2 separate regions of the Homo sapiens genome follow, and region 2 is linked to region 1. Evidence: chromatin loops called from intact Hi-C (ENCODE). Cell type or tissue: A673. All regions are shown on one strand. Links, peaks and the distances in the headings refer to the core of each region. The heading gives the core; the rest is flanking DNA. Region 1 overlaps RAPGEF4 (Rap guanine nucleotide exchange factor 4). Region 2 overlaps CIRSR (corepressor of RBPJ and splicing regulator).

Evidence for each region. A loop is a pair of places that touch in the nucleus more often than their neighbours do. Peaks named below come from ENCODE experiments on the same cell type or tissue, not always from the same donor. Only the 100,000 strongest peaks of a DNase experiment are listed, where the experiment ranks them.
Region 2: a loop joins it to region 1, with 3 times the contacts of the local background. A loop is called at or near these places in 9 of 110 quality-filtered maps.

Annotation. Positions count from the first base shown.
Region 1 is chr2:172,804,549-172,819,937 of GRCh38, forward strand. RAPGEF4 (Rap guanine nucleotide exchange factor 4) reads left to right here. Exons shown (of 31, transcript NM_007023.4): 4 at 9,731-9,877. Among named protein-coding and RNA genes, the nearest start is that of RAPGEF4-AS1, 76 kb to the left of the region's middle. In A673, for the core only: a CTCF peak has its summit at 8,934; no DNase peak of the experiment used is centred there; H3K27me3 peaks cover 761 bases.
Region 2 is chr2:174,340,600-174,353,850 of GRCh38, forward strand. It overlaps CIRSR (corepressor of RBPJ and splicing regulator), which reads right to left. Exons shown (of 10, transcript NM_004882.4): 8 at 11,020-11,126; 9 at 10,061-10,146; 10 at 7,423-8,573. The coding sequence ends at 7,898. Among named protein-coding and RNA genes, the nearest start is that of SP9, 12 kb to the left of the region's middle. RefSeq lists a silencer at 982-1,276. In A673, for the core only: CTCF peaks have their summits at 1,066 (motif pointing left) and 1,266; a DNase peak (open chromatin) is centred at 1,092; H3K4me3 peaks cover 1,226 bases; H3K27me3 peaks cover 2,300 bases.

The DNA of each region.
Region 1 (15,389 bases), core at 7,470-9,969:
GTGAGCCTGGGAACGGGGAGTACCTGGCCTCCTGAGCCCATCCAGCATTCTGCCTCTGCTCTCCTGTGCTTTAGGCAGTGCGTGCAGTCATTCCCTGGGGAATCTGCAAAGCCTGCAAGGCATCTGCTCCCAAGGGCACCTGCTCACAAGCTCCTCCAGTGTCCGTAGTGGGGTGGAGAGGGGTGATGGGGATCCTTTTTTGCCCCTGGATTGCTGAAGCCTAAAATTATATATTAAAAAAAGTCATGATTCTACATTTCAGAGAAGTATTAACTACAGACATTTCGATGAGTGCTGATGTACACTTCAGGCCCTCTCTTAGGAAGGGAGGATGGAGAAAAAAGCTATCGGGCTGCAGGACTGGAATGGCTCACCTTCCAGTGTCACCCCTGGTCAGCCCACCCACCAGAATGGCCAGAAGTTGGCCATTGTAGGAGGCGTGAGTTGCAGGCTGACTGGGCCTTACCCCATGGGTCTTCTCTGGGCCCAGGAAGCATCAGATAGTGGCATGGATTCCTGCTGAGCAGGGGAACCCACTGCTTTCCCCTCTCACAGTCAGGCCCTTTCCAGGCAGGCCCCAGGACCACATGTTGCTTCTTCTCTTTGTTTTCCTCTCAGTCAAGTTTCCCTAATTCAAGGCTTCAAGAGACTGGAGGGGAGACAATGGTCCCTGGACGGGAGGGACGGTGGACTCTGTCTGCCTCTCGGAGACCCTCCCTTAGGAGCTGGGGCTGCATTGCTTTCATTTCTTTTGTTACTGCCTTGAAAACGTGTTTGTCCTAAGAATTGTAGGAAATGCATAGATTATTCTGCCCCTATTACTTTCAGGAACTTTTAAAGGCTGACAAATCCTTGTAATTATCTTTCTATAAATTATATTTATTTCACTACTCTATAAAATGAAACCTACTGCAACACTCTTACCACTATGCGTAATTATCAGAGGCATCTCTCCCAGCTTCTCAGACACCCTTCCTGCCTTAGCCATTCTTCATCTTAACCCAAGGAAAAGAGCACCAAGAAGGGGACCTGCCCACAGACCACTTCATCCTCCTAAGGTGTCCCAACCTGGCTGACATGTTCACGTAGATTTCCACTGGGAACATCCACTTGGCCTCTATCAAGGATTAATCCTTCCATTTCGCCAATAATATCTGTCCCCACCTTCAGTCTCTTGCCTGAGCCTAACCAGGACACATCCACCTCCAGATCCCCACTGCTGTACTTGTCTGCACAAGATCCTCTCCTGTCTTGGTGCCTGTGTAACTTAAAAGTTACATAGGGCTAAAAGTCAGATATTTTGCCTTCCCACTAGAATGAATAATACTATGGGTGTATTTTTTCTCAGTAATATTTTAATCGATTTAGGGTTAGAGATGAACATTGGGACAAGTTATAAGCAATAAATAACAAGCTTAAAAACAATAAATAGGATTATAAATCTCATTGTATCAGATATTATCCGGCTGTGTGTGTGTGTGTGTGTGTGTGTGTGTGTGTGTGTGTGTGTGTTTACTTCAGAGACAGAGAGAAAGGGAGAGAGAAGGTCCTGTTTTTCTCTGCAGATTTTTTAAGTGAGGGGCTTTTTTGGCATAGTAAGTATCAAAATCCTAGATATATATAAGATTTTAAATTAATCTTTACCTCTCAAAAAGTAAAAAGGCTTTTCCAGTCATAGGAAAGAAGAATTTCAAATGGCTGCTGACAGAATAAAGTTTATATTGCAAGATAGAAAATGGATGGTTTATTAATTCTTTAAAACCTTTACATCTCTATCACAGATGCCTATTGAAAGCATTAGTATTTACCCAATGCAACCCACGGTGGTTAAATTCAGAGCTCCTTTGAAATTCTATTGCCACTTAATTGGCTGTGGGTATGCACAGTTAGCTTACTTGTAAATTGGGGATAATAGCTCTTATCTTAAATGAGCTGATGTATGTAAAGCACTTAGTACAAAGCCTGGGATAGAGGCAGAGGGTCTGTGCTTTTTGAAATTACCATTTCAAGAAAAGTTGGTTGCAATGACTGCAATGCTGTTGTTTTATCACAAGAGGGCAGTGCCAGAATAGAAAACGCAGGAAATGTACTTGGGATTTGAAACAGTAGAAGTTTAACAATGTTGTTCAGCCATTTCATGGATCAGAGAATCCGGGCTACACTTGGCCTTGGTCATCACTTAATTTCATCCCCTCATCTATCACTGTGAAATTATCTGGCACATTTTAGCTCAATTTCAGAAAAAAATCTCATACTAGTTTTCTCCCTAAAGTAAAATAATATGCTTTTATTTGCCTTCTCTTTTTTCCTTCTACAGTAACAAATGTTTTTAAGCATTGCATTTTTGTTTACAAAATTTGAAGAACATGTGTGTTTCGTTGTAATGCGGATCTCTCTACCTTTGTCTGTCTTTCTCTTTGCCTCTCTGATTCTTCTATTCACTCATTTCACTCCGTTATTTTCAAACAGAGAACACTGCCATCATTGGAAACATTTTTTTTCTGAGCACATTTATTGAGCCCATAAAACGTGAAAGGTGCCAAGTCCACAGCAGTTGTTTGTAATCTCCTCCTACTTGTCTATGCTCAGGTCAGGCTATTTGTTAGGAGCTGATTGGGAGTTTATTGAGCATCCTGCATCCTGCATTTAGTTTTTTTGCCGTGTAATTCTTTGTTTGGGTGGTTGGATGCAAAACTGCGTCACAATGCTGGACAGACTGGCTCTCCACTGAAATGAGGCTGGCCTCCCTGATTCAGTTACCAGAATGCTAATGCTAGTCCATTCTCATCAAACCTTCCTGCGGCCGGCTTGCCTGATCTTGTTAAGCTTTATTGAACATGCTGATTCCAGGGATGTGTTCTAAAAGTAACAGACCTTGTCTTTGCTGTTTGTTAGAAAACACATTTGCCTGAGAAGTATTTTGCCCTCTTGATTTGGCAGGAAATGCTTCTGCAGCACATACAATCTAACATCTTGACAAATTAAGAGATTGGGTTCCATTTAATTTTATTACTTAAGATGACTTGGAGCACCCAGTAAATTCCAGCACTAAATTCAAGTTCGTGAAATAATCCCAGGTGCTGTGAAACTTAATGGCAAATATTGCCTGTAGGCCTAAAATAAAACTTATAAAAATATTTGCCTTGTTAGAATTTATGTTCACACCTGTGAATAGCCACTGCAGTCCAGCCTGGGCAACATAGCAAGACCTCATCTCTAAGAAAGAAAAAAATATGTTTCTGTCTCCACACATTTAAAGGAGCAATTATTTTTCCCTTGGTGTTAACTCAGTATATGTCCAAAACAATAAATTTGCCATGAGACAATGAACTCTTCTTGAGCCATGAATATGGAAGTGAGTTAAATGTGCATAATAAGATGATCTGATAGCCCTTGAAATTACAGTACAATTTTTAGAAAATCTAGATGTACTTACCACAGAGAATTCTTATGTCTGTTTAATTGATTGTTAGCTATTTTAAATTCCATCAGAATACCTATAACTTGTGTAAGTTGGATTTCAGCTGATGCTTATAGACATTATTTATTTGCAAGGCACAAGTGCCTTAGCTTGAATACCAGTCTTAGTTATATGACACATAACCATTGGCTTTCTTAACACCATTCCCATTTCCATACTGTTTACTATATTTACAATGAAACAAATAAAACGCCTCATATGAGAATGTCTGCTTTAAGAAAACCCAGTGTACATAACTCAGACGTACAAAGCAGATAAATTAAGAGGTGATTAGTTGCAGTACAAAAGGATTCTTTGATTTACAGCACGGTTTGTCAGAAGGGTTCCTTTGAATACGAGCTCCCCCAGAGAGCTGAAGTGTTTTGCAGATCATTCAATCCACTTGACATCCAGACTAGGGGACAGAAAAACTTGGAATTTAAGTGTTGAAAGCCATCATTAGTTGAAGATTAACAAAATGAATATAGAGATTCTCTATTATTTAAATGATAGAAAAAAACTGCTTTGCTTTTTAGAAATATGGATAACCCATACATGTTTGTGACTAAGTCAGAAATAATAATTTCCATTATTTATGGATCACCTGTTATGTGCCAGAAACTATACAGCACTATAATGGACTCTGTGTATTACTTTATTTTGATTTAATACTGCTAATGATATTACAAGTAAGATTGTGCCCATTTTACAAATGAAGATACTGAGGCTCTGGGGAGCATTTTGCCCAAAGCCCACAGGTCAGTCATTGGCAGAGATAAGTTTTGAATTAAGTCTACCAAGGCCCGTGGCTTTTCCACTCTGCTGCTTCCAGGGGATTTTCCCTGCTGAGCATTGAGTGTTCTGACCATGGGTAGCCTCCACGTGGGAGTCCTTTGCCTGATGCCCTGCCTTCCAGCATGGGCGGCTTCATCGACATCTTTATTAACTTACCTAATGCCAGCTTTTATGAATGAAGTTAACTGGACCCTGCATATCCCACTGAAAACACTGTGCCAAGACAGTGCTCATGACTTAACTTCAGCTGGTGCCTGGCTGGGTAAAGGAAAAGAACCTGGAATCTGGGGGGCATCCATGATGGAGGTGGGAAATATCTCGAGGGCATGTTCAGGCAGCACTGGGCAGGAGGGGCAGAGGAAGCAGGAAGGTGGTGTGACACAGCCCCCAGGTTAGTGTGGGGAGGGGCCAAGGCTGGTCTAACCAGGGGTAGCATGATGAGACTTGGCCTGCTGATGGGAGGGAGTCAAAAGCAGGCCCAGTGGTGGAGATGGGCAGTGGGCAGGCTGCCTAAGAAGTCTGGCCACAGAAGGACTGCCAGAGAGGAACTGGGACCCAGGAAGGGCTGTCAAGACAGGATACTGTCACTTTGAGAAGAATTAGGGTACCCAGCAGGTTATCAAGGCAGAGACTCTGAAAGACAGAAACTCAGTTTCTCCAACCAGGGTCAGAACTCAGTTATTAGAACTGGGACACAGGATCAGAGTGGGAAAAGCAGAAATGCCGATTTTATTTTATTTTTTTAGAGACAGAGTCTTGCTGTGACTCCCAGGCTGGAGTGCAATGGTGGGATCATAGCCTACTGTAACTTTGAGCTCCTGGAATTAAGGGATCCTCCTGCCTCACCCTCTTGAGTAGCTGGGACCATAGGCAAACACCAATATGCCTGGCTAATTTTTAATTTATTTTTTAGAGATGGGGGTCTCACTATGTTGCCCAGGCTGGTCTTAAATTCCTGGCTTCAAGCAAGCCCCTCACCTCCCCTCCACCAAGTGCTGGTATAACAGGAATGAGTGATTCAATTCAATTCTTAATTACCTGTTTGTGATTGTTTAAATTTCCCCTAATGAATAAGAGGATTGCCTGGGATGGATTTGATCCTCTAAGGAGGATCAAGTGGATCTCAATATTGGAATTGGAAGATTAGAAGAGGAGCAATGCCAAATGTTTTATATTTTCCTAGTGATTTTGACTTATTTGGTATTCAATAAATACACAGATTGGCTGACTGAAATAAGAATCAATATAAATTAAATTGGTACCTTAACAGATTTTCCAACTGAACCTTGGCTAAGAGGTACTTATACTTACTAGGACAATCTAAGAAGTATGTGGGTAGATCATTAGACTGACTAGTTTCTGATCTCAGCTCTTCTACTTACTAGCCATCGTCTTGGGCAAGTCACTGAATATCCTTGAGCCTGATTTGCTCAACCTATAAAATAGCAATAGTACTACTGATATTGCTGGATCATGTTAGTAAGAGTGTCTGCAATTTATTAAGCATTTGTTTTGAGTCAGGCACTATGCAAAGCAGTTTAAATACATTATCTCATTCACCTGTTGTGAGGAATAAATGAGGCATCGTCATTGAGACACTTGGCCAGTGTGTGGCCCAGTTCCCACTCACACACATGCAGATCAACATGCATGCTGCTGCACAATGGGACTAAGGATGGGTGGATAATTAAGTAAGGAGGTCTGTGTTTTAGAAGGAGGAGAAGGAGTGATCCAGTGGACTGAGAAATGAGATAGCTGGATCAGATTGGAGGAAAAAGCCAGATGGCGTGTCGGTGATATGCCAGAGGCGATTTTGTGTGTGTGTTCCCATCAGCCCTTGTTATCTAGCAGAATTGATCTCAGGTAACCCAGTATGTTTTCCTAACAGAATGAAGTCTTCCCATGTGTCACCCAAAACATACTGCCCTTACAGTGTGTCTGATGCAAGTGGTAAGTGACACTCTGGCCTCTGTCCTTATTACAGAAGTCTCTTTGGGAATGCTGGTTTGGTCCAGTACCTCCCCAGAGGTCTCAGTGCAATTTAGGACCCACGGCCATCTTGGCTCACCCACCTCCTTGTTTTCGGTTTCCCCAGAAGCAGACCTGGAGAAAAGGATTTGGCTACAAGTGGTTTTTTAGAGATGATCTTGGGAAATATGATAACAGAATGGGAAAATTAGACAAAGAAGGAAGGAAAGCCTATCAAAGTGTTCTAGTAAGAGCATTTCCACTGTAGGCAACTGGACTCACTCCTTCAGGGGGCCTGCTAAGAAACTGTGAAGGGCAAGGAAGCTGGGGTGTTTATCTTCCCACTCTCATGTCCTACCACTGTCATGGCAATGGTTGCCCCTTTAAGGCATTAACTGCCTAGCACTCTGCCCTCAGGCAGAGCAAGGGTGCAGATGCTCGAGGTGGCACACTGCACAGAGCCATCCAGAAAGCTACAGATGACATCAGGGGTGAGTGCAGAATCTGGCAGGGCTCCAGCAGCATCTGCTAAACCACCATCACATATTGAAGTCGGGTTTTTAAATCTTTACTTCCCTTTTGAAAGTTCTCAAAACAAAGTGCAATCTTATCACAAAATAGGACATTCCTTCACTGTTACCATTTCATGTTCCCTGCATAGGTGCTGATTGCTTTCATCAGTCTCTGTGTTACTGTAAACATCTTCTTTCAGATGGCCTCGCTGAATATTAATCTGCAAATGAGCAGAAAATTAATAAAAGTGCTCTTTTGAATAGTCCCTATTAAATAAGTATTGAGGCATGAGCAGTATGTATAAGCGTAAAAGAAACGGTTATGTTACATCCAGAAACAGACACTTTCAGCAGCAGGCGAAGGCAGGCATTAAGCCCATCTACAGGGTTTCAGACTTGGAATCCTGACCCATGGAGATCTGGTTAGATGTTAGTGTGGATATCTAAGAGTGCTTCTTCTACATCCACTCATATTCATCCTGTCCATTCTTAATCTACCTTTCATCATACGTGCTGAGCAACATATATTAGTTCTGCTAAGTGAGAGAACATTTGGATGTCAATTTCTTTATTTGAAAATTACTCTCGCAGCACATTGCAAGGCCCTGCCTGTGATTTAAATGTAAATAAGGGCTAGCACCCATAGACTGTAAAGATAGTGAATAGTCTTCAGGGTGAAAATGTTCTTCTTGGCACCTTCTATTTCTCTGTGCCCAATTATCCCAATGCCCAACCATACCTCCCAAATTCATTCAGATTTCTAAGTATATTTGTCCTAAAAAATACTCTGAATCTGCTGAAAGTTTGAACTTGCAAACCATACTCCTTTCAGGTGAGGTTTTCCAGTCCTACTTTTAAGATCATATCTTGTAATTTGTGACTCCTTGTCCTTAAATTTGAGTGGACGCAGTGTGAAAGAGAAGATCTGGAAAGGACTGATCCCATACTTAATTCTGGTAGAAGAATTGATTCCTGAAACAAGCCCAGGGTGCTTGAGCTGATGACTGCAGCTGGGTACTCACTGGCATGGTTTTCCCCTTACAGAGGTGGTCCTGACACAGAAATACACCAAGGAGTACAGTCGGCAGCACTACCGTGATGAAATTTTGTTGTATGTGATAAAGGCATGAGTCAGGTTGAAATCTCCTGGGAAAATCCAAGAAGAAATCCAATCTTGTGTCTTTATTACAAGAGTTGATTATTGGCGAAAGACAGGCTCACGTGTGTCTCCCAGCCTCTGTATTTCCTTGTGTACTGTTTGGTGACAAACTACTCGTGTCAGGGATGGGAGGTGATAAAGAAGACTGATTAATCCATAAACTGTACAGCTAGCTCAGGAATAACTGAGAGCATCCTAGTTCTTTTGCATTATACTTCGCAAATAACCATATATATGTAAAATATGTGGATGATGTCAGTGGTATTACTTAGGGTCCATTTCAGGTTTTTAAGACATGCTGGAAAGTAAAAATTAGGCAAAAGAATTCTTTCCGAAGGGTTCAGGTGATAGAAAAATGAAATAGGCTAGTGGGAACTTCAGGGAACCTGCTATTCCAGAGAATTGTGAAAGTCTGTGATTTATCATAATCTATCTTGTGTTTTTACTAGCATTTAAAAATTGCTCAGAGAGACCTAACTCATTGACTATTGATATTTCAGTTCTGGGGATATTTTTGAGTGAATTTGTTTGCAGTTGCCTTTCTGCAAAATTTATTAGCAGGCTTTTCTTCACTTCTTCCCTGATCTTTTATTCTTTTCTGAGATATTGATTTTATTTTCCCTAACATAATTTTATATGGTAATATCTGTGCAGAAGCAATTTGCTATGGTTGAAGGAACTGGATTCTTATGGGCATTTGTCTTAGTAATGTGATTACAGAGTCACTAACTTGATCTTAATAACATTTGCCTATTATCGTATATTAGATGCATGAAAGGAAAACTGGGCTTTCTAACTCAGAGGATTACCCTTGTGTGTCTCCCTTAGTTTATAATGCCTTACAAAATTAATGTCCAGGTGATTTTGAGTGGCTATTTGCATTATTTGAAACTAGTTAGGATTAAATCCAAACATTATCACCAGTGTTGCATGCAGAGAGGAAATTACTTTTTTTGGTACACCTTAAGAAACTTTTAAATCATCGATTCATGACATTTTATAAGCTAGTCACACCGTACTTCATCGGATGCTGTTTTTACTCTGTTGTGGCTGCAGGAGGCAGCATGATACAAAAATCTTGTAAACTTATAGTCAGATTTGGTTAGAATCTGGCCACACTGCTTATCAACTGTGTGAACTGGGGCTGTGTAGATCCACCACTCTGACCCTCAGTTTCCTCATCTTGTCAAGACAGACAGTGCCAGTTTCTTATTTAAATATTGTAACTGCACTCTCTAACTTAAAAAAAAAAAACTGAGCTCAGCTTCGATAGATTTCTCCTCTTTTCTGAAAACAGATAGTAGTTGTATAAAAAGGTAAGATTCCTGCTGGCAGCTTTATTCATAATATCCTCAAAGTAGAAACAACCCAAATGTCCACCAGCAGGAGGATGATAAGCAAATTGAAGCACACCCATGTTATGGGAAACTACTCATGAATAAAAGGAAGAATCTTTGGATCCATGCAACAACATGGATGAATCTTACAGACATTATGTTGAGCAAAAAAGAAGCTAGGCACAAACCGGAGAATATCGTCTGACTTCTTTTACATGAAGTTCTAAAACAGGCAAAATTCTTTCATGACGGAAATCAGAACAAGTTATCTGAGTGTCTTGCCTGGAAAGGGGCACGAGGGGACTTTTGGGGTTCATAGAAATGTTCTGTCTTGATCTGGTTGGTAATTACTCCGGTATATATATTTGTCAAGACTTGTTGAACTATGCAATTAAATTGGGTGTTTTGCCTTGTACAAATTATACTGCAGTTAAAGAAAAGAAAACACCTACCCATTAGATGTTTAATTTTCTAATGACTAGTTTTTTGGGATCCTCAGGATGCTGTGACCATCTGTACCCTGGGAATTGGGACGGCCTTTGGAGAGTCCATTCTGGACAACACACCCCGCCATGCAACCATCGTTACCAGGGAGAGCAGTGAACTGCTCCGCATCGAGCAGAAGGACTTCAAGGCACTATGGGAGGTGAGCCCTAAGGCTTCTTTGTCAATTAATGCAGTTTCAGAAAAGAAAGGGAGCTGCCACATGGATAATGGCATTACAGTCAAGCCTTAATGTGTTCTGTTCTGAGCTGGTAGATGGAATTTAATTTTCAAAACTTGTTTTTGAAATGAGTGAGTGAAAAAGCCATTTTGACACAAGACATCCTTTTTTTTGTTTAATTTAGTGCTTGCTCAATTTTCTGTAGTTTGACATACCTTATAATTATTTCTTGAATGACCATAGAGTGTTTTATGTATTTTCTCCCTTCTTTTCCACAGATGTATTCTTAACCAGGGAACAAAATACTTTGACATTTTCTTTTGCATTTTAAAAATCATCATTGACATGTTCCCTGGGAAAGTGGAATGAATGGGGTTAACATCTGCTTCATTTAAGTGCTTTTAAAAATGATGCGCCCTATAATAAGATATGAGAAATGGAGGTACATAAAGATGTCTGGTTACTTGCCAACTTCAAAATGCATAGGTGGCACAGCAGTGAATGGATGCAACTGGTCCTAGTGGCTTTTGCATTTATCAATGCTTACCAGAGCCCCTTAAAGTATTGCACTCATTTACAACAAGTATGAGGAATAAATCATCTTACATGCAGTCATGGCAAATAGAGCACTTATAAAGGCCCAGCTAAGCCTTGCATCTTTTACACTCGTTCTTTTCAGTTCTTTAAGCCTCTGATTTTAACCTGCTCCTTGTCTTTGTCCTTAGCTCAGTATGTCCAAGTGTTAAACCATCAGGCTGCAGGCTTCGCCACTGGTCCCAGTGTGGCTAAGATTTTAAACTTGATCTAAAAAGAATTTTGTGTAATCAAATAGTTTCCTCCAGAGCCAAACAAATGGCAGATGCATTAAGGGAGCCAACCTGCAGGTGAATGAGTGATGCTTTGCCTTAAAAGTCATGCAAAGCCTTGGAAGGCCTTGGTGGTGAAACCTGTTACTTTTATTCTTGGCAGTAGTGAATAAATTGTGAGGTTACTTGTTTGAAATATTTCTCTTAGAAAGTATTAAAGAGCTCCAACCGTTCTGTAAAGTTCAGAGACAAAAGCTAGTTTTAGGAAGGAAAATTGAAAGTAGGTTTGCATGAGGTGTATGTGGAGAGATTTTCTGTCAATTAAAAGGGACCAAGCTTGAGGCAAATAAGCCACTTTTTGGATCTTTCATTTTAAAAGGTAAACTGAAAAGTCTTTTTCAAAAGGGGAGTTTGGAAAACTGGTTTTCAGAACAAAAATGATTTCTAACTGTGATGTGTGTCATTATAACCACTTTTGTCTCTGATGACTTACTCAAATTGCTGAGAGAGGATGGTTTGTGGAAATATTTTAAAGATTTATTTTAATTAGGAGCCCTTAGTGCTGAGAAGGAAGTTTCTAAGTGGTTGCTACCTGTGAACATTAAAACAAACTTATTATTTAAAAAAATTTCAAATAGACAGAAAAATCAAAAAGTATAGTACAATGAACACCCATTCACCCCCACTGAACTCAGAAATTGTTAATGTAGAGCCATACTTGCTTCAGCTTTGTTTGTTTTTTTTGGTGAACTACTTTATCGTAAATGATAGACATATAACATATCACCCTAAATATTCAGCATATATCTCAAAAAACTTAGAATATCCTGTTACATACCCTAATGCCATTATCTCACCTATAAAACAATAATATCCTAATATTATCTAATACCCAGTCTATATTTCAAATGTCCTTAATTGTCTCATAAATACCTTTTATAGCTTTGTTTCAAACCAGGCTCCAATAACGAGCCATGTCTTACATTTGATTGTTATATCTAAGTCTCTCTCTCTCTCTCTCCTCTCTCCCTCTCTCCCCCTTCTCTCTCTTACTTTCCCCCTGCCCCATCATGGCATTGACTTGTTAAAAAGGCCAGGTCAATTTCTCCCAAATTCAAGATTTGTCTGATTGTTTTTTTCATGGTATCTTTTTTTGCACTTCTATCCCAAGGTTTCCTATAAATGGAAATTAGGCTAAAGGTTTGATTAGATCAAGCCAAACATTTTTGGCAAGAAAATGTGAAAAGTGATGCTGAGGATATTGCTCTGTTGATGCTACGTTTGATCCCTTGGTTAGGTTGTATCAGAGTACCTTTTAGGACTGTTTTCCACAGTTCTTTCCCTTAGAGGAAAAATATTTAATAGGGACATTGATATGGAGGGCTGTCCTTGCTATCTAAAACCTTGTCACATGTTTTGCAGTTCAGTGGGTCCAACTCTTCCCCTGTAACCTCAGAGCATGATTTGTGATCTCCCTTGCCAGTGGCATAAGTGTACTGGGGACGACATTCAGAGAGCCATTTGGAATTGACAGGAGTGGATAGTTTTTAGTCTGACCTCTTTTACAGGGTGGGGACTGAAATCTCATAGTGAGTAAGAGATAGTCAGATGTTTCATTATATTTGCCTGTTCATGCAACTAAGTGTAGAGTGTGAATTAGATGCTCAATCAATGTTTTAATTGTCTAAACTGAAAATGCAATAAACCCCATTATCTAGCAATCTGTTAATCAGGACTTCATTAATGGGCACACTTGTGCACATGCAGTACATGATAATCCTAAAAAGTTACACAATTCTAAAGTACCTTCTGAATAAAAAAGATTGAATTCTGTTTATTGTCTATTCATTTATTCATAATATACAGAGTATCTCCTATGTGTTAGGTATATGTATATGTATGTATGTGGATATAGTCAGATGTTCGTATGTTTATACATATATACAAATATATATGCTTCTGCTCTCAGGCTAGGGGCTTCTATTCCGCTCAGAGGAGACAGAAAATAAAAATCATAGAATCTCAGAGCATAATATATCATTAAATAACTTTAGGTGCATGATTTGAATGTTGATGATCTATACATGGCATATATAGCGCTAATCTGCTTGCAAAATATTTGATAACCAGAACGCCTATTCCTTGATATGTCAGATAATAGGTTTAGTAAAATTAATCCATCCTTGTTCTGGTAAAATCCATCTTGTGCTGATATCTGTTAGTAAAATTTAAACCCAAGCTCATACTGTCAGCTGAAGCCTAAGTCAGCTAGATCACCCAAATATCAAAAGGGAAGAACTATACGGGGAACAATTATGTATTCAGGATTCAGGCCAACTCCTGAATCATCACTGAACAGTAAGAGTGCAGAAAGAAGGCATCAGATGGTGGGAATGTAAACTAGTGCAACCACTATGGAAAACAGTGTGGAGATTCCTTAATGAACAAAAATAGAACTACCATTTGATCCAGCAATGCCAACTCTGGGTATCTACCCAGATGAAAATAAGTCATTATACAAAAAAGATACTTGCACATGCATGTTTATAGCAGCACAATTCATGATTGCAAAAATATGGAACCAACTCAAATGCCCATCATTCAATGAGTGGATAAAGAAATTGTGATATATATATATATATATATATCACAATTATATATATATATAATATACATATTACAATTATATATATAATGTATATTATATGAATTATATATATATATATACACACACACCATGGAATACTACTCAGCCATAAAAAGGAACAAAATCATGGCATTCACGGCAATCTGGGTGGAATTGGAGACCATTATCCTAAGTGAAGTAACTCAGGAATAGAAAACCAAACATCATATGTTCTCACTCATACGTGCGAGCTAAGCTATGAGGATGCAAAGGCGTAAGAATGACACAATGGACTTTGGGGACTTGGGGGAAAGGGGAGAGAGGGGTGAAGGATAAAAGACTACCATTGGGTACAGAGTACACTACTCAGGTGATGGATGCACGAAAATCTCAGAAGTCACCACTAAAAAACTTATTCATGTAACCAAATGCCACCCATTCCCCAAAAACCTATTGGAATTTTAAAAAAGAGAAAAAACACTAAAATATATATCATGCAAATATAAAAAGAAAGCAGCAGCAAGGTCAACTGGATAAGGCCTCCACCATCAGGGAGCTAAGGTGCTCAGAGTTCAATGTTCGGTGACAGGTTCCAAATAGTAAAAATTAGAGACCCTGAATCAGAGACCCTGGGTCTAAATTTGCATGTTCATCTCATTTGAGTGTTTACTTTTGAGGAATGTCCTGGTGGGCTCATTTCATGGCAGGCGCTCTTATGTTGGGCTTTGTCTCCTTGTAGGTACTCTTACTGTCACTTACAGGAGCTGCAGGCTAGAACACTCCCATCAGGATTCTGTGTTGCTTCTAAGGGAAAATTATGGTCCCTAATCACTAACAGGTAGCACAGTCAAAAAGTAGTCCTTTAATAGGCTGAGCAAATACTCTATATCTTACACTTGGGACTGTAATGGTAGCACAAAGCTAGGGAATTCCTTTTCTTTTCCAGGTCAACAGCAAGTTTTCTAGGCTTCCTCAGGTATGCCCTCAGAGAACCACACGTAAGGTTTTGAAATCCTATTTAATTCTATCCCCAATACCTCTTGCTTTATATTGTCTATTCTGCTGTAAGTCATATAGGCAACACTCAGAGTATTTTTTAAAAATCATCATCATGAATGTGATTAGAAGCATTTCCTCAATAGTCTCTATAAATATATCAAATAAAATAAATATTCCCTAAGATATAACTGAGGTGGCAGCTTGGCACTTTTTTTTCTTTTGTACCCTACATCTTTCCTAATGAAAATGACCTGGTTTCCTTCTCCTTTTCCCTATTTCAATTTCCAATTTTGGTCAGATCTGAGGGTACTGGGTTGCTCTATCTTAAAGTCAGGTCTTATTTTCTTAGTTTAAATGAATTATGTTAAGTTTGTTCAGAGTTGGTAAATAATGCCTCTCTCCATTTACACCCCTTTAATATTAGAACTTAATAAAAAATATTAACCAGGGTATAAAACATCTCATTTTCCAGTAACATTTCAGGAGGGAGGCAGAGATGGGGAGAGATAAATATTGGAGACAGTATGTTTCTGAATTACATACAGAAGAAAATGAATTTAAAAGTCTTAGAATACCATTTTTAGTTCTTTTTTTTTTTTTTTTTTTTTTGAGACGGAGTCTCGCTCTGTCGCCCAGGCTGGAGTGCAGTGGCGCGATCTCGGCTCACTGCAAGCTCCGCCTCCCGGGTTCACGCCATTCTCCTGCCTCAGCCTCCCAAGTAGCTGGGACTACAGGCGCCCGCCACTACGCCCGGCTAATTTTTTGTATTTTTAGTAGAGACGGGGTTTCACCGTTTTAGCCAGGATGGTCTCGATCTCCTGACCTCGTGATCCGCCCGCCTCGGCCTCCCAAAGTGCTGGGATTACAGGCGTGAACCACCGCGCCCGGCCCATTTTTAGTTCTTGAGACAATTATAATTTACAATTTAAACTCTTTGACACTAGTGGCATTTTCTACCCTCAGTAAGGAAGTTAAATGGCAAAGCAGTTAACTGTAAGTTTGGGAGTTTAAAGCAGTTATTATATTAATAGTTGATCTAAGATTATGGGTATTTTATGATTGA
Region 2 (13,251 bases), core at 1-2,500, 1.5 Mb after region 1:
CGGGAGACAGCAGTCCGCGGAACCTGAGCCCAGAGGCAGCGGGGCCCCGGGGCCCCGGCCGAAGCCAACAGGCGAAAACAGGGCCTAGGCCCCCTGCCCGGCCTCCCCCAAGCCCTAGGCGCCCCTGGGGGCGCGGGGAACCTTGACCTGAGCGGGTGGCGACCGGCCGGCCGGTGATGACCAAATTGGAGACAGCGCGCGTGGGAGGCGAGATCCCGCCAGTTACAACACGAGTTCGGTCCCCAATTGCGGTGGGGCCTCGCCTCCCCAGGGCCACCTCGGGGCCCCAGAGGCCTGTGCCTTTCCGGCTCAGGGGCCAGAAGGAGCTGGAGGCGGTGGTCAGGGGCCCAAGCTCAGAGGCGGGTAGCGGCCTGGAGGTCGGTGGGGGCGGGGGACGCGGCCTGGGGGCCCAGAGTCTCGCCCGGGCCCGGTAAGGGCAGTGCGATTTCGAGTCCCCCGGTTTCCCTGGCATTTCCTGTCCCATAGCTTCCAGCGCAACAGAGGAACGAAAAGCAAGTTTTCCTCGGCCCTGCGCCCACCCAGCCACGATCCGCACCATCCTCCAGCGTTTCCTTTTCTGACACCAGTTTTCTGCCCTTGGAATGAATTGGATTCTACCTGATGAGGAAAAAGAAAAAGAAAAGAAAGAGATTTTCTTTCCTCGAGGAGGGAAACAACATTATTTTGACTAGATTAGATTGTGCACCTGAATGGTGCGTCTGGACTTTCCGTCAAATCGTTACAAGTCGTGTAAAATTGAATTTCTTTTTATTCGGATGGAAACTTTATTTATTTTAACTCTAATCTTATTTGCATCTATTATCTGTATTCACTAAGGCTCTCTTCCACTACAAAAATGCAGATGAAGTAAATCTCACATAAATCCCGCCCATTTGTGTAATTGGTATACTAAGTGTTTATTTTAAGTGAGAATAATTTAGCTACAAATTTTCTTAAGGAATAACATTCTTAACACATTAAAAAAACTGAAAACTCTGATTTGCTTTTATGTTTGACAGTAGCTCTTGATTCCCATAAGAGGAGCTTAGCTAGTGCGGCTCGCTGGCGCCACCTAGAGCTCCGAGGCGGAAAGGCCGTCGCCTGCCCGGCTCGCGGCTGTCAGCGCGTGGAGACCGGCTTTTGCCGCGAGCAGCAGCAACCAAGAGGATCCTGCGAAGAAACGCGACAGTTTGCGTTCCAGCGGGGAACGAGCCCTGCTATTGGGGGTGGGGAGCACTACATGGCAGTGGCTTTTGGGCAAAAGGGTCGTTTCTGGAACGTGCTAACTGAAAATCCAAACAAAACAAAATAACGACCGGTTGGCCCTGGTCTTAGAATTGTCCATTTAACATCCTTTTCAAGGCAACTTCAGGGTCTTCCAACTTAAGAGTTGAGAGGGCTGAAGCGTTGTCGGCGGCGACGTGGACCCCAGGATGTGGGGATCCAGCTGTGGACGCAGACCCCTCTGACTCTGCATCCGTGGCTCCCGGCCCGCGAGGCCCGCGTGGACTACCCGGGGCCCGGCTGGAACCAGGCCGATTCAAACAGGCCACCAAACCATCCCACCCCCCTACCCCCTCGTGGGCAATCAGGGAGGCAAGGGACCCGCCGCTTTCGCAGCCCCAACCCGAGGCGGGCCGGAGCAGCCTTCTGCATTGCCTTCGTCCTCCGGCGGACACCCCAGCCCGAGTGGGGCGCGGGGGGCGGCTGGGCAGGCAGGAGCCGGGCCGGTCGCGCAGGGCCCCCGAGGGCGGCGAGAAGCCCCCAAATTCCCCGCTCGAGGCCTCCCCAAAGGGTGCGCACACCCTCCTGGAGCAAACCGACCCCTTTTGTCCTCTCCTTTTCCCTTTGAAACCCAAATCTGAAATCGGGTAACAGTTGGGGGCGTTGGCCGATTTTCTCTCCTCTCAGCGTATCGTCCTCCCCCTGCCGCCCCTTTCCCTCCTCTTCCAGTCCACTATCTCCCCGACCCCAGCCCGTCTTCATACTGCGTGGAGTGACTTCCTCCTCCTCCATTTTTGTGCCCCCCACCCCCAGCGCGTATTTATTGTATTTTAATTTAAAAAGCGACACCTTCAAACCCTGCGCCCGAGGCGGCGGAGGCGCCGTCACCCGCAGCCGCGAGAGCCCGGCCAAGGCGCCTGGGTGCCGGGCTCCCTGAACTCGCGCCGGGGAGAAGCAGTGCGTTTCCGGGGACTCGCAGCCACCTTTGCGGCGGGTAACTCGGCTGGGTTTGTATTTGCTGTTTTAATACAAACCCCGCCGCACTGCCTATTTCAAAGATGTGCTAATTACTACTTGGATAGCAGGGCGCAAAGTCCTTGTCCATTTCCCAGTACAAAGTAGGTTGCTAGAAAATTTGAAATTGCCTTTCAGCCTAAAGCTGCCTTACCTGAATGTCATAATTACAGTAATTATGTACATCCAAATTACATGCTAATTAAATTAGAATCAAATCGTTCTAAATCGAAATCAAATGAGGTAGTGAAGAATTAATCAATGACAACATAAATAGAGAGCTTCCTTCAGAGATATTTATTGTAACGATACAAGGAGGAATTTGATCTGAAAAAGTCACCTGTTTGTTTACTTTCAAATTAGTAATCAGTTATTATCGCTTCTCCATAATTTTAACCGTTCAGTGTTATTTACCCCCCACCCTTCCCAGACGCTGGAGTGTATAGAAATATGTATGAGGTAAATACATACAGACATGCCTCCCCCATATATTGTTGATGTAAATATAGACTGTGTGTTTGCATCTCCAGTTAAGGAAAGGGTTTCAGAATGTCCGTGGGGACACGTCCCTCCAGGGCCGGCTGTCGAGGACCCGGAAAACCACAGCCCCTAAGAGTTCCAGATTTTCCAAGACCCTTATACTCTCTTCCTGTAGAATTTCATACTGGGGGTTTTGCATTGTTTTGCAGGCATGTAACCATTTCTGGGTGATTCATTTATCTATAAAGGAAATGCAAAGTGGCAGGGTGTCTGCCCCAGTCCGCATTCTGCTTGCAGATTGCTGACGAAAGTTGATATCTTCATGTTTGTCCCAGGAGCTTCATAAAGCGCCCTCTTCACCTGTGGAGCCCGAGCGACCAGAAAAATTCGCTCGCTTTCCTAACTGCTGAAGGCGAGTCCGGCCCGCGCGGGGGACTGCGCCCGAGGCCCGGCAAGCTTAGGCGGGGACTAGCAGGGCCCTCGGCGGGCGGGCCCCCAGCGAAAAGGCCTGAGAATTGCTTCTGGGGGGTGGCTTGGGCCAACGGGGGCGAGGGAGCCGCGCAGAGGGCAGGCCCCGACCCTTCCCCGCCGCACCTTGTGGGTCGGGTGTTGGGCGGCCTCCTGGCGCGGGAGGCGCATCTGCTAGGAAGGGTGTGCGCTCCCCCCTTCTCGGCCTCCCCATTTCGGTTTGGGGTGTTTTCGCAAGGTTGCCAGACGGTGCATCCAGAAGGAAACCACCAGAGCACGCAGGGGGGCGTCGCCTCAGGATGGGAAGGGGCGACCTCAGCCAGGATTCATCCCATCACCCTACTCCACCCCCATTCCGGCTTCCTTTAGGTTTAGGGCGACGTCCTCCTGGGAAGCCCTGCTCTGTCAACCCAGGAGCCCTCGGACCTCCACTTCTGTCCACCCCCTCGCGAAGCCCTTCAAGCCCAAGGGACTGGAGAAAGGCGGCTCCGGGGCAGCTCGGGCCGGAGGGTGCGTTTCTTTTCATTCCAGGCAGCTCTCCGCGTTCGTCCCGCACATCTTCGTCATTACTGCTACATTCTGGGCATTCTGGGGGTGATAAGTGTGGCGTGAAGGGAGGAGAAAGGGGAAGGTGCTGTGGAGTTACCTCTTCCTTTTCCATTAGCAGGAACCGGGTTTTAGGAGCCTCGATCAGGTAGGAGAGCTTTCAGAGGCCCCCGCTTTCCCAAACCTTAGTTTCCCCGGTCTGACTTGTTCCTCACAACTTTTTAAAGGTCTTTCTCCTTTTTGATCAGAGAATGCTCCCAAGGCCTGCAGGTATTGCATGCTTTTATCTCTTTTCAAGAAATGATAACTATAGCAGAGCTTTTCTTTTTCAGAAAACCTAAATAAGATTTTTAAATATCCTTCAGCTGCTGAAGCTAAAAATGCTACTTTCTTCCTGGTCTTACGTCCGGAGTGTGGAGTTGCGGCCCTCCAGAGCTACCTCCACCAGCGTCTTGGCCCAGTGGTCATTAGGTAAGGAGAAGAGTGAAATGGCTCAGGTGGATTTTGAACTCTGAGCTTCAATGCCAAAGCATACGAAATGTTCAGTGATTAAAACTGGGAAACGCCTGCTCCCAGCAGCGTGGAATGATTTGATTCACTATCAGCAAGCAGTCTCATGGAAGAACAGCAAGAAAGGTCTCTTCAAGCCTTTCAGATGAAAAGCTTTCTTAAGATTACAGCCCTATGGTTCAAAACAAGATCTCCGCTTCACAATGCAAGGTAAGCAGACCTGCCACTATGCTGCAGAAACCTCTGCCCATTTTGGCCTTTATTAAAATAAATTATGACTAATTTACCACAGAGACGTTCAGATAAACAAGTTCTAACCTAGCAACTTGGTATTTCCTGATTATTTATAAATCGACAGCACCTCCTACAGGAATTAATTTGTTAGTGTTATGTTAAATGTTAGGTTAGGGGAAAAGTCCCTGCGAAGGCAGAGGGAGAAATGCCTCCAAAATGTGTCCTATGCCTCGTGCAGTTCCAGGCTCATGGATAAATAAGAAACTTGTAAGTGTGCCAAGATTTTAAAGGAACTTCTCTATTAAGGGTAAGAATGACAAATTTCACCAGGCTGGTTTTCTAAAAAATATCCCCGTTGAGGACTTTTGTTTGGGTTCTTAAGTCGTAGATTTATTAAACGTGGAGGATTCTTCTTAGGCTTTAGGTACGTAGAGGAATCTCTACACGTACTAGACATCCCTTTTATTATGAGGTTCATCTTATGAGGTTCATCTCCTTGGTCTCTACCTTATATTTCAAAACAAAAGTAGAATTACATGTCCAATATTTTTATTTTAAAAAATTATTTTCCATCATTAGGGTATGTGGAACACATTAACTGAGCCTCTTTAAAGCTATTTGTTATCATGGTATGATTTTGTGTGAAAATGCCTCTCTTCCGTTTTTAAGTTTACAGTTAGAATGGTAGTTCGTTAGGGCTTTTGAGCACCCTTGGGTGACCAAGGCTGAAAGCCAAACAAAATGAACATCTTCCATAACTACATGGAAATTTTTTCTCAGAATTAGATGGTTAAAAATATTGGAGATTTTGGCAGTACTTTATAGTTTCTCAATCCTAACAATAAGGATAATTAAATCAGAGACTAAAAAAAATCTCATGGCCACTTTATAAAAAGTGGACCACATTGGCCAGGCATGGTGGTTCACGCCTATAATCCCAGCACTTTGGGAGGTTGAGGCAGGCAGATTGCTTGAATTCAGGAGTTCAAGACCAGCCTGAGCAACATAGCAAGATCTCATCTGCATTAAAAAAGTGGACCACGGTTTGTGAGTCAAATGAAAAAAGTGTAAGAAATAACGTTTTAAATTCATTTTTAATTTTAGGATGCATTTCAGCATTTCTCTTCATGAACACTGTATTGCTTCAGAAACCCTTTAAGGTAGTAAGTATTGCATAGGTTTTGACATTATAAAAATTATAAAGTCTAAAAAGGCATAAGGTAGAAAATAATCACTGCAACACTGATGAACTCAAGGTGTAAATTAGCAGTGTTTACCAATTTCAAATGCATGCTTTTTTTTAAGTGAAGAAGGGATCTTTGAGGTGCGCTGTAAGTTATTTAACAATACTGTGGAAGGAATTCAAGTTCCTCCCCGCCCCACCCCCACCCTGCGTCTTAAAAATCTAAATAATCAAGGGTTGTTTACCTCTTCACTTAAGTTTTTCTTAGAGGACACTTGTTTTGTGTGTGTGCACAGACAAGTCAAAGACATAATCAGATGATGTGGAGTGGTTTTACTTCTTTCAAATGTTACTCCTACAGAATTTATGAAATTGTGACTGCCAACTATCAAAACCATCTAATCAGTATTTGTTTTGTATTAAATAGCAGATGGTTAAAAAATATAGAACACTGATAAAAAAACTTGTGTCCAAGATGTGAAGTTATGTTTTTTGGAACTGCATGTTACTTGTGATTTGTACCAGTTCTTTCTGTAGTTTTCCTTTACCATATCCTTTGAAACACAAGGGAAAATTTGCAGCTAAATTTAAATATGCCTTATATACCTATACTGGTGAAATATCAAAACAGTTTGCATTGTTTCATTTGAAAATCTACCCCCTGCCCCCCGCCACGGACCACTGGTACGATCAACCAGGTATGAAGTAAAATCTTTAATAGTTGTATGCCAGTAATAGAAGGGCCAATTGTGGAAGGCAGAATAATAGTCCCTCATAGATGTACACATCCTAACCCCTGGAACCTGTGAATATGTTACATTACAAAGAAAAGGGGAATTAAAGTTGCAGATAGAATTAACATTGATATTAAAATTGGGAGATTATTGCATGATTCTTCAGGTGGGCCTGATGTAATCACAAGGTCCTTAAAATTGGAAGAGGGATGCAGAATGGCAAAGTGTCAGAATGATTAGATTTGAGAAGGACTTGACTCCTCTCTCTTAGCTTTGAAAACAGAGGAGGGGGGGCCAGGAGCCAAGAAATGCAGGCAGCATCTAGAAGCTGGAACAGGCAAGCAAACATATTTTCCCCTTGAGCCTCTAGAAGAAACACAATTCTATTGACATCTTGACTTTAGCCCATGTCAAACTTCTGACTTCTAGAACTGTTAATACAGCTGGACTGTTTTTTGTTTTGTTTTGTTTTGAGATGGAGTCTTGCTCTGTCACCCAGGCTGGAGTGCAGTGGCGTGATCTTGGCTCACTGCAACCTCCGCTCCTGGGTTCAAGCAATTCTCCCACCTCAGCCTCCTGAGTAGCTGGGACTACAGGTGCGCACCACCATGCCTGGCTTTTTTTTTTTTTTTTTTTTTTGAGACGGAGTCTCACTCTGTCGCCCATGCTGGAGTGCAGTGGCGTAATCTTGGCTCACTGCAACCTCCACCTCCCAGGTTCAAGCGTTTCTCCTGCCTCAGCCTCCCGAATAGCTAGAACTACACTGCATGCCACCATGCCCAGCTAATTTTTTGTATTTTTAGTAGACACGGGGTTTCACCATGTTGGCTAGGCTGGTCTCGAAACTCCTGACCTCAGGTGATCCGCCCGCCTGGGCCTCCCAAAGTGCTGTGATTACAGGCGTAAAGCCACCGTGCCTGGCCCCGTTGGACTGTTTTAAGTTTGAGGTAATTTGTATACCTGCACAGAAAACTAATATTATCCAAATGTAAACAGCTTATTCTATAGAACAAAACACCTAAAGGGGGCTTAAAAGTCTTAAAGATTTATTAATCCTTAATTTATACTAATGAATTTGAATAATTATTACAATTCACTTCAAGCAAATTCAAATCCTAGAATAACAAATTTGAATTGAAAAAAGTAAATTATACCCATTCAATGTACTGTCATTCTTTTAATGATGTTTCAGAACAAAGAAAATGTCACAGAGTTATATGCGGTTTTTATCTGGTATGGGGAACAAGAAACAGTTACCAACAGAAAATATTTCCACAGCCCCAAAATAGCTTACTTACAAATATTTGCAAAATTCATTCTTATAGTACTCATGTAGTTTTGTACTTGAATTGACAGTCTAGAGATGAAAAATTAAAATTGAGCTTTTTTATTAGAAAGACAACAGTACATAATTTACCCCTTGCTAAAGGTATTCAATAAAAAAGTGGAGATATTTTTATTCCCAGGTAATTGTCACATACAGTCTTTCTTCTCTACTTCTGCTTCATTCTCTTTGTGTCACTTTAGTATGTGTACCTCCTGGGTGCTCTCTGTACATTTTTTCTCCTCTATACAAGTCTGTGCCATGGCTTCTGCTGTCATTTCTTCTGCTTTGCTCTTCACCAGGATTTCGCTGTGCCCGTTTCCTTGTCTCCCTTTGCTTGTAACTACCAGGACTTCTGCTCCGGCTTCTCCGGCTCCTTTCCTCCCTGCCGTGGCTTCTGCTGCTCCCCTCCTTTCTTTCAGAGCCTCTCTTCTCTGGGCTATGTTTATGGGTTCTGGACTTTTTGTCAGAATCAGAATGGCTCCATTTGCTGTCCTCCCTAGAACTCTCGTGTTTTAAGAACCTGGGCTTTTCCTTGGCTTTTTCCCGGTTATGGTGACTGCTAGAAAGTTCTTCATGAAGCTTTCTCTTCTTAGACTTGTCCTTCTCTTCAGAATCACTGTTGTTATGCCCTGAACACTTGTTTTTCTTTCTTTTCTTCCTTTGTATTTTTTTTTCTTTATTGTTACTCTCACTCTCACTACTGCTTTCTGAAGTCTCAGTAGAGGAAGAGGAGGAGGAGGAGGAAGATGAGGAAGAAGAGGACTTATGTTTTTTGTGTTTACTTCTGCTCTTCTGAAACTTTTTCTTTTTTCTATCTTTTTTCTTTTTTTTCTTCTCCAGTCGATCTAATTTCCTGTAATTGGGAAATAAACAGTAACAGACTGTGTGAAAAACAGTTATTTCATCAACTGTAAGTTATGAACAAACAATATATTTTCTTAGAAGTTATTAAAAATAGTATCCATGGCAGAGCGCGCTGGCTCATACCTGTAATCCCAGCACTTTGGGAGGCCACGGCGGGCGGATCACAAGGTCAGGAGTTCGAGACCAGCCTGACCAACATGGTGAAACCCCATCTCTAGTAAAAATACAAAAATTAGCTGGGCATGGTGGCACCTGCCTGTAATCCCAGCTACTCAGGAGGCTGAGGCAGAAGAATCGCTTGAACCCGGGAGGCGGAGGTTGCAGTGAGTCAAAATCATGCCACTGCACTCCAGCTTGGGCAAAAGAGTGAGACTCTGTCTTAAAAAAAAAAAAAAAAAAAAAAAGAACTGGTATCCATATATGAACGCATTGTTTACTAAATGACAACTCATTTTCTTCCTTTAAAATTATTCAAAGCGTGAATACATTAAATTAAAAAATTAAATGCATCAAGCCAATTTTCTGACTATACTTCAATAGTAATGACTACTTTTTTGTTAAATTCTTACTGAGTTGAAATTATATAGCACTCTAAAGGGTCATCCTAAAGAAAGCCTGTGAAAGGTGTGTAACATCAGTTGGAACTACTAAAAAAGCAAATATATAGCTATAATCAGATGAAAAATTAATTTTATGTACTATTTTATAGTATATAAATATTAATCAACGTTATCAAAATTCAAGAGAATATTCTCCAGAAATTCTGAGTAAGAGTACACATTAAACTTCTGAAATATTGGTTTTATAAAATAATATAGTTAATACTTGTTTTCAACAATTGTTTAGTTTTATAAATAGGACAATCCTATTAAAACATTCTGAATTTCTAGAGTACTTCACATTCTTGGAGGAGTAACTTGTTTATATGGTATGTTTGAGTTACTCTGAAAATAAGTCTCTAGGTTCTGTCTAGCCATTCTCAAAACTCTACATACTGAAAGCATCATGAGCTCCCTCTATTGGACCCAGCAGACATTTCTTGGATTCTTTTAATTCAGAGGTAGTCTGTTTAACAAAATTCACGTTTACCTTAAATTTAAGCATTCTTTCTGCATTCTCATAAAATTTTACAAAACATTTTAAAAATGGCCAAAAATGTTTCCTAAGAACAAATTGTGTGCGAAGATACACACAAATCTATTTTGAAAAGTAAAAGCTATAAATAAGTCTAATTCTAAATTAAACATTCTGAAAAGTGCAATCGTTTTGTGGTACAATCTGAGTATACAATCTTACACTCATTTCCATGTTACTGAAAAGACAGACAAAATTGTATTAGCTATGGGTGAAGAATAATCAATAAATGTGATGCATGGTATAAGGACCTTCATGAGCTCTTAGGATCAGAGTTGAATACGATACTGAGATGAATACTAAGGAAAAAATAAATCTATTAAATATATACTTCTAAATTACCTGAGAAGTTTCTGTTTTTGTTTGGTTGTTAGTGACTTTAAAAATTCAACTTCTGGATCTTCTTCACCCTCACTTGCAACATACTCCTGAGTCAACAAAGATATCATTAAATTGCTAGATTTCAACACAAGGTAGTTAGTAGATAAAAAAGAAAACATTTATAAATAAGTTTTGTATCAGGGACACACTGTAGATGAATATGATATTTTGGATTGGGAAGTGGGAGAGAATTAAAAAATTTTTTTGTAGTCTCCCTGCCGAAGTGGATCATACAGCACTAAGAGGTTAACATGACTGCTTTGCCAGCATTAGGAAACTTTTCCAGGAAAAGGATGATAGACACACACAGATAAAATGTTTAGAGCATGACTTCCATTCTCTATCTCTTGAATGTTAACTCTTGCCAGTTTAAATACTTTATTTTTAATTTAATGAAATATAAAAAAGAAGATTATGAGTTTTACAGGAATGTCAAAATATCCACAATTTTAGCTTTTATTATAATTTCAACAGCACATTATCAAATATATAATAATATAGCCCTTCAAACTCAATCATTTTCTGGATCTATGTATAGTTTAATAAAATAAATAAGTTTAAAATATTTTCTACAATTTTTAGGAGTTTTTACATACTTCTAACCATTGGTTCTATTTAATGTCATATCAGGGGTAAGTTAGCAGGAAGGAAAAACCAACAACCTCATCACCAGTTCAGTTAGATATTTTATCCACATAAACTCAGAGGAGCAGTTTCATTTATTAAAATACAGGTTTATAAACAATTTCTCATTTAGATTAAAATAATAAAGCAAAATCAAAACACATTTTGGGCATTTTCTTTGCTCTATCTTACTTTCCTATGGATATATGCATATTGGAAAACATTAAGTAGCAATTCACAAGCAATCACATTTAGATTTATAGACATTTTCAGCTTACTGATAAAAAGATCATTACCTGTGATGGATCATTTGCGGTCAAGTTTCTCCCCAGTACATTTCGTTTCAGTGCAAACCCACTGTTTCTCATCTCCGCTATTAGCTCCGAGGGGTGCATCGATGGCCCTGTTCACAAAAATCACAGTTTGAATGTATCATTTATATCTCTCTACCTTTTTCGGACTCCACAGTAGGAATGCAGTTGAAGCTTTGTTAAGTAAAATCACAGCTAAATCAACTCAATAATCTTCTGCTGAGCAAATAATCAGATATGATTTTCTAAAACAGCAGTCTGGAGATTCAGAATAGAAAATAATTGCATTTTTCTTTACGTGCAAGGGGAGTCTTCTTATGTAACTTTGTCATATTGAAAAAGATACATTTAGATGTTATCTGGTTGGCAGTTTTTAGTATAAAATCAAAGCAAAATATTATAATAAAAAACTACAATTAAACTTTTAGTAGTTATTCTCTCAGTAAGAGTTCATTTAAAAGATGTATTTTTAAAGGTACATGAGGAATTTATCATCCTTATTTCCAATTCAAAATTCCTCATCCTTATTTGTCAAATAACAATACTGAATACATTGCCAAGTGGTTGCTAATCACACACACACACACACACACATACACACACACACACACCTATGGGTAACCACCAAGTACTTTAATTAATCTTGCTTTTATTCCCAGATTTCAAAATTTTTAATTACTAGCTTGGGTTGCTAACAAGCAGTTTTAGGCTGGCTATTGGTATGTATGTTTTATATTTTTTTACACTACACTTCCACTTTTGCAAAATCTCAGACTGAAAAGTGAGCTTTTTGTTTCCCAAATATGAACTAACAATAAATTTTAAAAATTTTCAGCTGGGAGTGGTGACTCATGCGTGTAATCCCAGCATTTTGAGAGGCAGAGGCGGGAGGATCACTTGAGCCCAGGAGGCCAACTTGGCCAACATGGCAAAACCATGTCTCTAAATAAATAAATAATTTTTTTTTAAAGGTTTGCCCCCTGCCCTCAAACATAAGGTTTATGTAAGGTAAGAGAGACTCTTATCTCATTTTGTATATTCCTGTTTCATTTTGTTTTCCCTGCAGATAGCAAACTAATGACAACATTTCATGGCAGCTATTTAAAGTTGCCAGCCTAAATCACCTACACTGGCTTAAATGACGTACTCCAGCTGATGTGTCTGTCACTTAGGGAAGAATGAGACAGTTACTGCCAAAAAGGAGTTCATACGGGAGGGTAGGGGGATAGAAAAATATTCAGAAATGAGTTCTTTAGTTTGCTGGTTGAATACTTTGTCTATTTCTTTTTACTGCTTTGTTGGTCTTTTACCACTTATTTGCGCACTCACCTGCATATTATCATGGAAAGCAAAAGGCAATCAGTTCAAATTTGTTTACCTGTCAATAGCAGATGTGGTTAAAAATTTGGTGAGAAAAACTCAGTTATAAGATAATATATTTTACTGGACTTTCCAGGCTTTACCATTCCATTCATATTGCGAAGAACAACTGTAAGTTTGCCCTAGGTACTAGGGAGATGATGGGGAAAAACTGTCTATTATTGGAGTATGGGGGAAGTTATTAATGATGTCATAGTTTTAGGAAAAAAAGCCTTATTTAGTTAAAAACAAACAAAAACACCTGTCTTATATTAATATTTCATTTTAAACCAAGAGGGTTTTTAATTTTTTTCTTCTATACAAAATGTTTAATTCCTATGTATTACTTTAATGGCCCTTTAATTATTCAGTCTGGTTGTTAACATTGATAATACAATCTTAAATAAAATTGAATTTTAAATATTAATACTGGTTGCCTCTAAATGGCATAGAGGTGCTCATACAATTAAGAGCTTTTTGTGTGTGTGTGTGTGAGATGGAGTCTTGCTCTGTTGCCCAGGCTGGAGTGCAGTGGCACGATCTCGGCTCACTGCAACCTCCGCCACCTGGGTTAAAGCAATTCTCCTGCCTCAGCCTCTGGAGTAGCTGGGATTACAGGCAACTGCCACCATGCCTGGCTAATTTTCGTATTTGTAGTAGAAACGGGGTTTCACCATGTTGGTCAGGCTGGTCTCAAACTCCTGACCTCGTGATCTGCCAGCCTCAGCCTCCTAAAGTGCTGGGATTACAGCCGTGAGCCACCGCGCCCGGCTCAATTAAGAGCTTTAAATGAATAATAGAATGTTTACTTTGGTGGCTTCTCAAATTTCACATGTAGGAACTTAATTTTATAAAGTA